Linked DNA regions of Homo sapiens: region 2 is linked to region 1. Evidence: chromatin contacts called from ENCODE Hi-C data. All regions are on one chromosome and are shown on one strand. The core of a region is the stretch at or near the end of the contact, and the rest is flanking DNA. Distances in the headings are between cores, read along the strand shown. Region 1 overlaps PRKCE (protein kinase C epsilon). Region 2 has its middle 11 kb from the start of TMEM247.

Region 1 (7,526 bases), core at 1,756-4,255:
CCTGAGACATGTCTGTCCCTAGCCTCCCGACATGGAGCCCTTTGCCTGCCCTAGGATGTCCAGGGCCCCCATATTCTTTCCTCCCTCTCCAATGACAGTCTGTTCCAAAAAAAAGCTCTCATAAATTTCATTTATACTGAGGTTCACATGACTGATAAGATGGTATGGCCCTTCTCTAGGACATCTGTATTTTAACTACTCATAACAAGGTTTAACTTACAGGAAAGACTTTCTAAGGGTGGAATTTCTAGGACTGTGGCTGACAGTGAAAATGGAGTTCTGTGGAGTAGGAGGTCATTCTGAAAGCCTAATTTGAATCACATGGCAGTCTGTAGCAGTAAAAAGCTCCAGGAATTGGCCAGGTACACTGGTTCATGTCTGTAAACCTAGCACTTTGGGAGGATACCTTGAGCCCAGGAGTTCAAGACCAGCCTGGGTAACACGGTGAGACCTTGTCTCTACAAAAAATTCTAGCCAGGTGTGGTGGCACACACCCATGGTCCCAGCTACTTGGGAGGCTGAGGTAGGAGCATCACTTGAGCCTAGGAGGTCAAGTCTGCAGGGAGCAATGTTTGCACCACTGCACTTCTTCCTGGGCAACAGAGTGAGACCCTGCCTCAAAAAAAAAAAAAAAAAAAAAAAATTCCAGGAATTCAGAAAATTCTTGGTTTTCAGGCTTAGGTTTCCCCATTAGTAACTACAAAATCCAAGACACTTAATGTCTCTGAGTCTCTTTCTCTCATGTCTAAAATGAACTTGAGAATTAAGGAAGGAAACTCAACTTCTCCCAGTTTCCTGAAGAGACTCAGTAAATGAAAAACCTCCAGACAAATGATTTTTACTCCATCTCCCCACTTCTTTTTTGGCATCTCTCCCAGGCCAGACATTTATACATCACACCTGCATGAGCCACAGAACTGATGGTCCTAAAATACTGACCAGAAAACCACAAGGAATGGAGCTGCTCTGTCTAAGTGAATGCTCTGAGCCCAAGAGGCTGAGTTGTCATAGGCAAAAACTGTGCATAACTCCATTAAGACACCCCTTGCTCTCCTGACACTAGCTGTAATAACCATCTTCCTCTCTAAACACAAAGGCCAATGCTAACTAATAACAGAAATCAACAGGCCCTAAACTCACCAGTCTCTAAACTGTCCACAGTAGCCACTTTCTGCCTGAGAGTTCTCCCTGGTTAGAGAACACCCAGGCTCCCACTATTCCCACATTCCTATTTCCTTCACTTCAAAATTTTCATTAACAGCTTCCACTTGTTCTTCCACACCAGTCAGATTTTCCTTTTAGATAAATCCAGGAATATCATTGCTCCATAAAGGTAAAAATGTATTTTTAAAAATGTTTTACAAATAACAGCACTCTGTCTCCCATGATCTGTCGGGCAGACACACAAAATTAATTTTTTAATGGAAATTTCCTTGGGAGAAGTGTCTCTTCAGAGACAGAAAAGAAACTGGTAGCTCTTGAAAATTAAAAATGTTGTGCTTGCCAGGCATGGTAGCTCACACCTGTAATCCTAGCACTTTGGGAGGCTGAGGCGGGTAGATAGCTTAAGGCCAGGAGTTTGAGACCAGCCTGGCCAATGGGGTGAAACCCTGTCTGTACTAAAAATACAAAAATTAGCCAGGTGTGGTGGTGCACACCTGTAATCCCACCTACTAAGGTGGCTGAGGCACAAGAATTGCCTGAACCCAGGAGGCAGAAGTCGCAGTGAGCCGAGATTGTGCCACTGTACTCGAGCCTGGGCAACAGGGTGAGACTCTGTCTCGGGAAAAAAAAAAAAAAAAAAATTACAACTGGTGGCTCACAGTTGTAATCCCAGAGCTTTGGGAGGCCAAGGTAGGAGGATCACTTGAGGCCAGGAGTTTGAGACCAGCCTGGGCAACACAGCAAGACTCCATCTCTACAAAAATAAAAAATAAAAAATTAGCTGGGTATGGTGGCCCACACCTGTAATCCTAGCTACCCAGGAGGCTGAGATGGGAGGGTTGTTTGAGCCCAAAAACTTGAGGTTACAGTGAGCACCACTGCACTCAAGTCTGGGTGACAGAGCGGAACCCTGTCTCTAAAAAATTTATTTTTCCAGTGTTGTGCTCTGTTGTCCCCAAACGGCTCTTCAAGCCTGGCGTCTATGGTAACATGACTGTAACCTCAGTGCTGCCCTGCTAATGTGTGGTTTCTGTTTTTCTTCCTCTTTTCAAATCCAAGGTTAACCAACGGACTCAAAACATCCATTCTTGTCAATGTTGTTGAACTATAAAAGTATGACTCTATACCCTTAAAAAATGCAAAATGCCCAGGACCCAAAGATCTCCTCCATGCTGATCTGTTCCTCTTTTAAGACTCCAGGTGGAGCTAGTAGGAACTGCACTCCAGGCTTTGAGCCATTGACAGATCTGCTCCCCTTGAGGCAAGGTGGACGTACTAGTTCTTCCTCCGGTCAAGGATGGCCAGAGCAGTCTGGACCCACTCTGGCCTAATCAGCATCAGCATACAGGCTCATCATCCATTACACTACCAATGTCCCTTGGAATATTTTCTGCTCAAACTTAAAAAATAAGCCCCCATGGAGGATACAGCCTAGAATCTCTAGTACAGATTCAAAAATAGCTGTATTCCTGAGTATGCACATCCCTTCAAAACGGTGTAAAAATTTTCAGAAGCCAAGGGTCAGTGATCACAGCCTCACTGGGGCCTAAAAATATCCTTCAGGCTATTGCTGTAGGAGGGGGAAAAGGAATCGGAAAGTAATGAAGGGGGACACATAGATGCATATGATGGAGGCTCCAGGGAGGGCCGAGCTGGCTTGATATCACATCTACACTGGCTGTCTCATAAGCGTATTAGGATCACACCCTTTGATAATAAAGAGGATGCAATGACCCCTGCTAAGAAGACACAGGCTTGAGCTGAGGATGGCTTTCATGGCACCTTTCATCTACTTTCTCTCTACTCTATCTTGCTCAGTCTCCCATAAGCCAGTGCAAACAGAGACTGCACTGTGTCCTCCACCGCCCTATGTGAATTAACCAGCAAGGATCCTGGTATAAGTGACGTGGTATCAGCTCCTTCGGGTCCCAAGGACAATGCCTCTGTTCCATTGATCAAGGCTTTGGAACTCCTTCCTTTGGAGTCCAGGCTTCCAAGTCATCATGGTAGCCATGGTCGGAATCCTACCTTGGCAAGTTGAGAGCAAGATCCCTGGTGGGGCAGTGAAAAAGAAAGACGATGGGAAGTGAGGGAAGAAGTGGGAATAGAGGCAGCCTCACTTGGCAAACACAGTGCAGCACAGCCTACCAGTTAGGAGCCAGTGCCCCAGTGCCACCGTATACTGAGTTCAAATCTTTGCTAACACCCAGCTCCAACACCCAACTCTAAACACATTACTCAACCTCTCTAACCTTAAAGGAGAGATGATGGTCATACCTTCCTCATACAGTTGTTATGAAAAATAAGTGACATGATGCATGAAAAGCACTCAGCACAGGGCCTCAATAATTAGCAGCTGTTATTGCTCAGATACTGAAAACAAACCATGAACTGGTGAAGACAGACCTCAACTTACAGTCAGGCAACCTGGGGGCTTTCAGTTCCCCATCTGTAAAACAAGGGGCTGAGAATGAAGGTTCCTTCCAGCTCAGACACTCTAGAAGTCTGTGACTAAGATACAAAGATTCCAGCGGCACGTGGGCATTACAACTGTAATATAAAATGACACCCAATAGCACTTGCACCACCCTCAAAGCAAGCAGCATGCACAAGAGGATACTGTGAAGAGTGCGTGTGTTTGGGCATGGGACTATTGGGGGAAGGGTTCTGGTGAAGAAGGGGCCAGTGAAATGGCATTGCTTAGATTGTTCTCTGGCTTGCTAGTCCAACATCCAGGAATGTTTCTGGCCTTCTAGGTATGAAGCAGGCAATTAGGGTCTTATAAAAATAAAAATAAAAAATTTCACTTAAAATCAAGAGGGAGAAATTTCTACTTGCCCTAACCTTGATCCTTTGCCCTTTGAAGCCAAAACAGATACTACCCTTAATTTATTTAGAGTAGCTTCTCACCCATCACCTTACTCCCTTGATGGGATACGAAGGACTTTCTGAAAGGATGTGGAGTCACACTTTGAAAAATACACTTACACAGAAGGAGCAGGCTTGAAAAGAAAAGATACGCTTAAACAGAAAGCGAGGCATGGTGTTTACTCAAGAGACCATCTCCCTCAGCCTGGTTTAAGCCAGTAAGGGCTTTATTTTCCATCTTGGCTTCCCAGAGTTTACTGTAAAAATACATGCCCTGGCTGGGCCCGGTGGCTCACGTCTGTAATCTCAGCACTTTGGGAGGCCGAGGCAGGCAGATCACGAGGTCAGGAGTTTGAGACCAGCCTGACCAACATGGTGAAACCCCGTCTCTACTAAAAATACAAAAATTAGCTGGGTGTGGTGGCGGGCACCTGTAATCCCAGCTACTCAGGAGGCTGAAGCGGGAGAATCGCTTGAACCCAGGAGCCAGCGGTTACAGTGAGCCGAGATCGCACCACTGCACTCTAGCCTGGGTGACAGAGCGAGACTCCGTCTTAAAAATAAAATAAAATAAAATAAAACACATGCCCCAATGTGAAGTCAAGAAGCAGAGTCCAACCAATGCAATGGCAAGAAACTAAAGGCATCAGGGAGCAAATGATGGCCAGCAGAACATCTGGGTGGAATGACAGATGTTGTACAAAAGCTTGGTCAAATCCTCTAAGCTACCTGGAATGCCCTCCCTCCTAGTCCAAATCCTCTTATCCTTATCCTTTAGGCAGAGTTTGAACCCCGTCCTCCGGGAAGCCCCCAGTGATCTCTCCCATTAGAGGTACCCACTCCCACTTTTGTGCACTGGTTGGACATACACAACATTCCGCCATTGCTTGTCTTCTACCTTCAATACACATCAGTTTCCATAAAAAGACTTCCAAAAGATCTTACTGTATCTCCCTTATCACCATGTATTTGGTTTATGCTAAATAAATAACTATGGCCTTAAGAGGTAGGTAAGCTGTTCTTGTCTACACAGTTTTCTACTCCGGAGAAGACTGCATCATTTGCCTAACAAGGATTAACTCTGCCCCATCACATAAAATTAACTTCACCTTGGGCAAACAGGGACTGTACTATGACATGCATCCAGGTATACATCTTTATCTAGAAAATTTGCTTAGCAAATGGCAGGTCTATTAATAAAAACTCTAAGGTCAAATCTCAAACTCAATAGAGCTTGTCAATATTAAGCCTTCGCATACATTTTTAATCTTATTTCCCATGAGGAAAGTAAGGGCCAGAAAGGTTAAGTGGTTTTCCCAAGGTCACCCAGCTAACAAGCAGCAAAGTCAGCCCTGGAATTCAGTTCTGCTTCTTTTTCCACCACCCTACAGCCACCCTACAAGCCCTCTATGTCACCTAGGAAAACAGGAGGGCTGATGACCGAGGCAATAGGATCAGTAGCCACAGGCTCCCAGGACATATCTGACCCCTTAAATCAGCAATATTTTTTAGAAGAATGTATCCTGAGAATCAAAAGTACAGGTATACATCAGAGATATTGAAGGTTCAGTTCCAGATAACTATAATAAAGCAAGTCATAAAAATATTTTGTTTCCCAGTGTACGTAAATTTATGTTTACACTATATGTAGTCTATTGTGTGTACGATGTAATTATGTCTAAAAATGTACATACTTTAATTGAAAAGTGCTTTATTGCTAAGAAAAATGCTAATGACCATCTGAGCCTTTAGCACACGTTGTAATCTTTTTGCTGCTGGGGAATCGTGCCTCGATGTTGACAGCTGCTGACTGATCAGGGTAGTGATTGCTGAAGGTCAGGGTGGCTGTGGCAACCCCACAGCAAGAAATTGCTATGCCAATTTCTTAAAATAAGACAATGAAGTTTGCCACATAATGGACTCTTCCTTTCACAAAAGATTTCTCTGTAGCATGTGACACTGTTTGATGGCATTTTCTGTCAAAATTGGAGTCAATCCTCTCAAACCTTGCTGCTGCTTTATCAGTGAATGTAATATTCTAAATCCTTTGTTGTCATTTCAACGTTATTCACAGAATCTTCACCAGGAATAGATTCTATCTCAAGAAACCACTTTCTTTGTTTTTCCCTAAGAAGCAACTCCTCATCCGTTCAAGTTTGGTCAAGAGACTGCAGCAATCCAGTCACATCGCCAGGCTCCATTTCTAATTCTAGTTCTCTTGCTATTTCTACCACATCTGCAGTGACTTTCCCAGCTGAAGTACTGAAACCCACAAAGTCATCCACGGAGCTGGAATTAACTTCCTCCAAATTTTTGATAATGTTGAAATTTTCACCTCCTCCCATGCATCATGAATGTGGGTTTTTTTGTTGTTGGTGGCGGTTTTTTGTTTTTTTTTTGAGATGGAGTCTCACTCTGTCAAGAGGCTAGAGTACAGTGATGTGATCTCGGTTCACTGCAACCTCCGCCTCCCGGGTTCAAGCGATCATCCTGCCTCAGCCTCCCAAGTAGCTGGGACTACAGGTGCGTGCCACCACGCCCAGCTAATTTTTATATTTTTAGTGGAGATGGAATTTCACCATGTTGGCCAGGATGGTCTCGATCTCTTGACCTCGTGATCTGCCCGCCTCGGTCTCCCAAAGTGCTGGGATTACAGATGTGAGTGTTCTTAATGGCATCTAGAATGGTGAATCCTTTCCAGAAGGTTTTCAATTGACTTTGCCCCAATCCATCAGAGAAATCAATATCTATGGCAGCTAAAGCCTTATGAAATGTATTTCTTAAACAATAAGACTTCAAAGTCAAAATTACTCCTTGATCCATGGGCTGTAGAATAGATGTTGTATTAGCAGGCATGAAAACAACATTAATCTCCTTGTACATCTCCATCAGAACTCCTGGTTGACTAGGTGCACTGTCAATGAACAGTAACATTTTGAAAGAAATCTTTTTCTGAGCAGGTCTCAATGGTGGGCTAAAATATTCAGTAAACCATGCTGTAAACAGATGTGCTATCATCCAGGCTTTGTTATTCCATTGACAGAGCACGAGCAGAATAGAATCAGCATAATTCTTAAGAATGTAAAGAATGGTAAATGAGCACTGGCTTCAACTTAAAGTCACCAGCTGTGTTAGCCCCTAATAAGGGAGACAGGCTGGCCTTTGAAGCTTTGAAGCCAGGTATTGATTTCTCTTTAGCTATGAAAGTGTTAGATAGCAACTTCTAATCTACATTGAAAATCTGTTGTTTATTGTAGCCACCTTCATCAGCGGTCTTAGCTAGATCTTCTGGGTAACCTGCTGCAGCTTCTCCATCAGCACTTGCTGCTTCACCTTGCACTTTTATGTTATGGAGATGGCTTCTTTCCTTAAACGTCATAAACTAGCCTCTGCTAGCTTACAATTTTTCTTCTGCAGCTTCCTTACCTGTCAACCTTCATAGAATTAAAGAGAGTTAGGGCCTTGCTCTGGAGTAGGCTTTGGCTTAAGGGAAT
Region 2 (7,526 bases), core at 2,677-5,176, 760 kb before region 1:
CACCAGTTTATCATGCATATCTAGGTAGGCCTGAGCCCTAGTAGTGGACATTCTTAGGCTGAAGCCGGGATCCCGTTAAATACTTATCGTTACATACATGTCGTTACATATGATAAATCAATTCCTTATGAGACCCTAGAAATTGATAGCCCAGATATTCCCCCTCTTAATGAGGGTTTATCATTGAACACGAACAAAGCCTTAGTATAAGCAATGTTGCCCTAATGGTGGAATCATGGGCTTTACGGAAGCACGTTGGAGAAAATATTTTGAATCCAAGAGGCCTTTTGGAGACAGAGGCTCAGTAAGTAGGTACCCATTCATCCATCACATCCATGTTTAGGATCTAAATGTCCTTAATTTCATAGTAATTTATTCATGCCAGGAATGAGCAGAGAATCAGGATGGGGGAAGTATCAGAGGGGCCAAGAAATCATAGACAAGGGTGTCCGGGTAAAGAAGACTTTGTTATAGGCAGCAGCACAACATAGCTCTTCTCTGACATCCCCCTCACTCTTTCTTCCCATCCCTGTTCCTTTGTCACCATGGAAACCAATGATGCTCCCTCCTTCTCCTCCCCTCTCTGCTCACTCGGGTCCCCAGGCCCCACTGCTCTTTGTCTGACTGGCTTCACACCGCGGTTGCCAGCCTCTTTGCAAACACTGAGCCTGGGCATGCAGCTTCACCTTCTTTTCACCCTCCACCCCGCCACCCTCTCCCGCCTCATTTTCCTGCTCCCAGGCTTCTGTTTCATGCCTTCCTTAATCTTGATCCAGGCTTTAGTGAAATTGCCATCTTTCTTCAAGAAGTTGTATGAAAATTAGATTTTTGCCACTCTAACCTGATTTGAAATGCATTAAGAGATCTGTCTTTTGAAACACCTCAAGGTGAGGCAATTTGTGAAGGGAAGAAGCATCCCTTACTGCGGCTTCTGTGCTTAAACATTGTTAGAGAGTGAATCACATTCTATTTTTGTACTAGGAGTGTCTTCTGTTTAACGAAATCCCCCAGCGTGTCTCTGAGTGAAACAGAGACTTTATCATAAAGGAAATAACACTTCGAGTTCAGAGATTGTGAGCTGTTGGCCCCGTGGACTTTTGTTAGGTCTGTATAGTGGCTAAAGAAAATTGAACCAACATTTAAAAATCAGCAGGTATCACATAAAAGTCTGGATTTCTGGCTGCCCTTGAGTTGGACATGGGGCATGTATCTCCACATGGTGAAGATGGGAAGGAGGGAAAAAGGAGTAGAGGCTTCCTGCTTTACGGCTTCTTCCTTTCCAGTCAGCTATGCCTGGCCAGCTTCCCACTTTTATCTGGCCCACCTGGGCCCTCCTGGCATCTGAGCTTCTGACCCTGGCCCTAATTGATCTGTTTTTGTTTGTTTGTTTTTGTTTTTGAGATGGAGTCTTGCTCTGTCACCCAGGCTGGAGTGCAGTGGCACGATCTCGGCTCACTGCAACCTCCACCTACTGGGTTCAAACAATTCTCCTGCCTCAGCCTCCCGAGTAGCTGGGATTACAGGCGCATGCCACCATGCCAGGCCAATTTTTGTACTTTTAGTAGAGATGAGGTTTTGCCATGTTGGTCAGGCTGGTCTTGAACTCCTGATCTCAGGTGATCTGCCCGCCTTGGCCTCCCAAAGTACTGGGATTACAGGCATGAGCCACCATGCTCAGTTTCCTAACTGATCTGTTTTGAGAACAAGGATTCTCCCACAGTGCATAGAGTTTGCTTAAGGGCAGTCATCTGGAGTTCTTTTGAAGTTGGCCTGATACCTGAGAGCAGGTGAGCTTTCTACCAACTACTGTGCTTCCAGAGTCTTCCAATCATTGTTTTCTTGGAACCCACTCAGGCTAGCTCAAATATTATGGGCTTTATGTATGTGAGGCTATGGAGATTGCTCAGAAGTGAAAGTCAGCCTGAGTGAACTGTATAGGGTTTCTCTCTTACCCAACCACCTCCCTCTTCTTTCTTATACCTACTCCTGTCTCAGAGTGGACATACCAACCTGGTCTTCAGAAAAAGAGCCAGGCATAGCAGATTGAAGAGGGAAGACCCCAGGCTGCCAGTTACAGACTGACTCTCCCGTCTTAGGGGACCTAGGAGAGGACATGGGGTGGGATCCAGAGGGAGTTACCGAGGCCTTTGAGTATAGATCTGCTGCCACTCATGAAATGGCAGGTGTGTGGGTCAGGTGGGCCAGTGAGTGAGGCCTTACATCTGTCCCCTCTCAAAGACATTTTCCTCCTTAGCGCTTGGTGAGGGAAGTGTGGGAACACAGGAGGGCAAGGCTGCAGTGAGCCGAGATTGCGCCACTGCACTCCAGCACCGGTGACAGAGCGAGACCCTGTCTCAAAAAAACAGAACAAAACAAACAAAAAAGAAACACGGGAACAGTTAGAATAAAAGGGTAGATTCATAAGCAGAAAAACTCTGGAGCCACTACCCCAGCTACACATATCTAGAGAGATATACAGGGGGCCACACAATGCCATCTGAAATGGAGTAGCAGTTCTCTTCCCATGTTATCAAACCAGCTCGGAACCTTTGTTCACAAACCTAAATGAATGAGACGCAGCACGGTTCTTTGTTTTCTTCCAATCATCTTTCAGCTCCTTGCCACACTTGGTCTCTGGTACCTCCTGGCTGAGCAAGCTTGGGCAATTCCTGAACCTCTCGGAGTCTGATTTCTCATCAGCAAAGTGGGCGTCATGGGCTGAATTATCTCCCCTCAAAATTCAAGTGTTGAAGTCCTAACCCCCGAAACCTCAGAATGTGACCTCATCTGGAGATAGGGGCTTTAGACTACGTACTGGGTACAGTGTACACTGCTCGGGTGATGGGTGCACCAAAATCTCAGAGATCACCACTATAGAACTTATCCATGTAATCAAAAACCACCTGTACCCCAAAAACTATTGAAATCAAAAAAAGAAGTCATGGCGTTAAAATGAGGGCTTAATCCAATCTGACTGGTGTCCTTGGAAGAGGAAATTTGGACATTCAGAGAGACACCAGGGATGCACACAGAGAGGAAGACCACGTGGGGATGCAGTGAGAAGGCAGCAGCCATCTGCAAGCCGAGAGAGGCCTCAGAGGAAACCAAACCTGCCAACACCTTGATCTTGGACTTTCAACTTCCAGAACTGTGGACAAATGAGCATCTGTTGCTGAAGCCACCCAGTTTGTGGTATTTTGTTAGAGCAGCCTGGGCAGATTAATCTAGTGCGTACCAGTGCTCCTTCATGGAGGGCTATGGGATAAAATAGATGACATGAGAGTGTTGGACAGGGTACAATACATCCTAGGTATTCGGCAAGGGTGAGCTTCCTTTTCAAGAAGCCGTCACAGAATGCTTTAGCTCACAGAGCCTTTCTCAGATCGTCTCTTACACTCCTTCTGTTTATTTGATTGATCAATCATTGCTCCTTAATCACTGATTGAGCTCTGTGGTCTGGTTGTTGAACCCTGGCAATGGGTGGTCTGTGCAGCCACACTATTTGCTGCTCTTGCACTTCCAAGACCTGAAGCTAGAGCTGGTGCTCAGAGAAGAGCTGCCCCATGGTAGCAAGTGTCTGTCACTGGCTCTTTCTGGGGCAGAGGGAAGCTCCTGAAACCCTGCCCTCCCCACCTCCTCCACCAAGGGTCCCCCTGCTCAGCACTTTCTGCATGGCTTCCTGGTGGCTGTCTTCCAAGGCCTGCTTTCTGCCCCAGGACCTTACAAAGGCTGCTTTGATGAAAAGTTTGAGGCAAAGTGACTGTGTCATTTGATACAAGAGGCTCAAGGGGGTAAAAAGTGTAGCTTTCTTCTATTTTTGGATTTTCTAGCCCAGCGGAGAATGATCAGCTGAATGGGACTGGGGCGGAAGCCAGGAGCAGAGGGAGGAAATGCACCCAAGCTGGAGAGCCCCTGTGATTAGCAGCTGGAAGCCTAGAGCGTGACCTGCTTGTGAAGAGGCGCCTCTGCAGGCAGACTCTGCGCCCAGAGCTGGAAGGCATGCAGGGGCCACTTGCCCTGGGGCCACCAGACTCCTTCCTCCAATGGCCTGCTCCAACGGTCCCTGCCCCTGCAAAATGCACAGAGCCTGCTCCCTCCCTCCCTCCTGTTGATGGAGTACAGGCCAAGGATAGTCACTCTCTGGGTGAGATTTGAGAGGCACCACAAAAGCCCCTTAACCCTGGGGTCTCCGTCATCCACCGCCAGGGCAGTGGCACAGGGCCCTGCTCTCAGTGGGGGCTCTCCACATGGCTTAATGCTCTGCTGTCACCGTCGTGGAATTCATGATGGGACACTGCATTGTCCTCTTGCACTGGGCCCACAAATTCAGGAGCCGGACCTCCCCACCTCTCCCAGTTCTTGAAATTCAGGTTAGCAGTCACTTCCCTTCCCTGCTCTGGCTGATACCTCTCATCTGTGTAGCTTCTTATTCACCACCAGCCTCCACCTTGTTATCTCACTAATTGTCACTATAACCCTGTGAGGGACTGACATCTCTCTGACTCGTGGCCCTTTGTAGGATTTGCCCCACGAGCTCAGGCCTTTTGATGCCACCCCTTTGCTCTCTTTGAGGAACAAAAATGCCTACCTCCTGAAGCTATCTGTAATCCCCTCCTACTTAAGTGTAAGAAATTTGCAAGTCCGAAACCCATCCTCCACTTCACTCTTAAGAGCCTAAAAAGCCCTCTGAGGGCGCTTAATAAATACTAACTAATGAACCTGCAGCTGCTGCTCCTTTGGCTAATTAAATCTAAGTAAATCACAGACTTTGAATTATGCAACAAGGCTTGGCCAAAACAGCTTAAAAATGTGGGAGCCCTAGCTTTTCTGCTGTGCCCTGTGGAAAAATCCCATCTTTTAATCATGCTTAACCTTCCTGAAGAACAGCAGCAACCTTTAAATAATGAATGAACGTATATTAGCAAGATTTCCCCAAAGCTACACGTGGGAGTCAGATCAAAAAAGGGACAGAAGCAGACACAGGCCTGAGGGCATTCTGGAACTTTCTGCTCAGCCCTGGCCTGCAGGGTGAAATCATTTGGTTCCCCAGAAGCCCAGAGCATGAACTGGTGAAAGGGAGGAGGGGCAGATATGCTGCCACAGGCTCAGCTTCCTGATGTGGCACAGTAAGCTCCTGCCACCCCTAGCCTGCGGCAGAGGTTAATGGAAACCCCATAGCACTTCTGAAGGGCTGTGCACTCGGTTGTTCTCCCTCTCATTCCCCCTAGAAGACCCTCCTGGCCAAGAGCATTGTCTTCATAAAGAGAACAGATTTTGTTTTTTTTTTTTTTTTCTGGTAGGGTCTTGCTCTGTCCCCCAGGCTGGAGTGCAGTGGCACGATCACAGCTCACTGCAGCCTCAACCTCCCAGGCTCAAGTGATCCTCCCTTGTTAGCCTTCCCAGTAGCTGGGACAGCAGGTGCATGCCACCGTACCTGGCTTTTTTTTTTTTGGAGATATGGGATCTCCCTATGTTGCCTTGCCTAGTCTTGAGCTCTTGGGCTCCTGCCTCGGCCTCCCAAATGGCCGAGATTACAGACGTGAGCCACCGCGCTAGCCCAGGACAGACCAGGACAGATTGCATTGAGTCTCATCACCTATAACAGGCTTCCCAGACTTTAAGATGCATATGAATTGCTGGGGGCTGGTGGGTACTGTCAAACCACATCTGCTTCAGTGGGTCTGGGGCAGGGTCTGGGATGCTGCATTTCTAAGACGCCGATGCTGCTGATCCACAGATCACACATTGAAGAGCAAGGATTTAGGTCTTTCAACCCTGATTGCTTATTAGAATCAACTGGGGCACTTGTAAGGCTAACAAATCATCTCTGGATGTCATCTCAGATCAATTAAATCAGAATTTCTCGAACAATCTCTAGACTTTGGTCCTTCTTTTTTCTGAGTTAGAGTCTAGATAATTTAGAGGTCGCCCAAATGAAGCCTAGAAAACTTAACTGACTTGCTTACTTACAAGTCATCTGCTAACTTGGGACTAGAAATAGACATGGCAGGAAAGTGGCCTTTGGAATCAAGGCTTAACCCTCCTGCCCCCGAGTCTCTCCAACTGTAGTCCTGTCCTTGGGCTCAGGAGGGCAGCCTACAATATTCCATTTAGGGAACAGGAGAGATTTTCCCATCTTTCTCTCCCTAAGCCTGCCTGAAACTTTACTATTAGTGCTTCATTATTTGGGCTGAAGCTTAGTGGTCCTTTGCAATGAGTGCAATCTCTTATACATAGACTTTAGCAGCTTGGTGTCCATAGGATGATCACAGTCCCCTGACTGTCTCTGGGCTCTGCTCTGTGGGATCTGGGATCAGGAAGGGAAGGGGCTCTGGAGTCCAACTTGCCTCCCCTTGCAGCTCTGCTGAGGGCACCCAGCACAGAGAGGAGTGCCCTTCCCAGTCTGCTGCCCTGATTGTGTCAGGTCATGGGCTTCAGGCAGAGGTCAGGAGGATGAAGGCAGAGTGGCTCCAGGCGTGTGGCCAGGGAAAACCATGACCTCCCTGCTGTGGTATGCAGTACTCTTCCTTAAAGCAGAGTGCAGCAGTGGCCCGGCCCAGATTGGCTACGGCTGTGCTCCATCTGATGGTTTCAACCCCATCAAGGCTTTCTGGCTCAGCAGCTCAGGAAGGGAGTGGGAGCTGGGCCTAAGGAATTAGGGATGATACACCAGTTATTTGCTTAATTCAGTATCTCCCCCCTCCACTCATACTATCAGAATTCTAATTCTGTTTGAGGCTGCAACAGTGTCCACGCAAAAACCTTACCACCTCAGACACCCTACAGATAGGTGCAGCCACATGACCTTAGTTTGACCAATGGCACGGAAGCAGAAGTCTCTGGGTGGGGCTTCCTGGGATGCTTTTAAAAGGCGGCTCCTTTTCTGACCTGGAGTAACGGACCTGGTACTTGGAGCTGCTTCAGCCAACTTGACACTGAGGCGGGAAGCCATGGGCTGAGGATAAGAGCCCTGTGGTGGTGGAGGAAGGCACCACCTGAGTCCTCTATGACTTCTGAGAGCAGTTTCACCAGCCGTGGATGGACTACCTGGGACTTCTTGGTATGTGAGCAACACAAACCTCTATTTGGTGAAGCCATTGTGGCTGGATTTCTTTTACAGCTGAAAGTAATCCTCAAACGCAGGACCTCAGAAAGTTTTTGGTCTGGAAACGGGAAGGTCCAGGCAAAAAAGCGGCCCCCAGGAATTAAAGGAGGAGGAAGGCTTTTATTTATCTGTTTTGAATTACTATTCCACTCTATAATCTTTAGTGTATTGCCTATTTCCCAAGGGATTAAGTTTATATTCCTCAGACCAATATTCAAGGCTCCCTAACACTTAGCCCCAAACCAATTTTCCAGGCCTGTTACCTTGTACACCATTCCCTGGAGCAAGAGTGACCCTTCCCTCCTGGATACACGTTACACACTCCCACCCTAATCTTCATTTGTGTGAGGTATCCCTCCTGATTTCCACCTGTTCGGGCTTACCTAGCCTTATGAGCTCGTCTTTTAAGAAGACTTCCTCT

What was found. Hi-C counts contacts between places; a loop is a spot of excess contacts on that map. Pooled maps may share reads with other maps.
Region 2: a map with no recorded cell type shows a loop between it and region 1 (8-fold over the local background). The contact joins two enhancer-like sites. A Hi-C loop is called at or near these places in 2 of 37 single-sample maps with no recorded cell type and 2 of 50 pooled maps.

The regions. Positions count from the first base shown.
Region 1 is chr2:45,724,735-45,732,260 of GRCh38, reverse strand. The region is part of intron 1 of PRKCE (protein kinase C epsilon); the gene reads right to left. Among named protein-coding and RNA genes, the nearest start is that of PRKCE-AS1, 53 kb to the right of the region's middle. RefSeq lists enhancers at 1,925-2,064, 2,445-2,524. Within about 2 kb of position 3,005, at least 5 of the 41 ENCODE cell types and tissues checked have a DNase peak (open chromatin) inside an H3K27ac peak, as active enhancers do.
Region 2 is chr2:46,487,136-46,494,661 of GRCh38, reverse strand. No RefSeq gene overlaps it. Among named protein-coding and RNA genes, the nearest start is that of TMEM247, 11 kb to the right of the region's middle. RefSeq lists enhancers at 3,709-3,758, 3,869-3,928, 3,558-4,090, 3,949-4,248, 4,091-4,623. Within about 2 kb of position 3,926, at least 17 of the 41 ENCODE cell types and tissues checked have a DNase peak (open chromatin) inside an H3K27ac peak, as active enhancers do.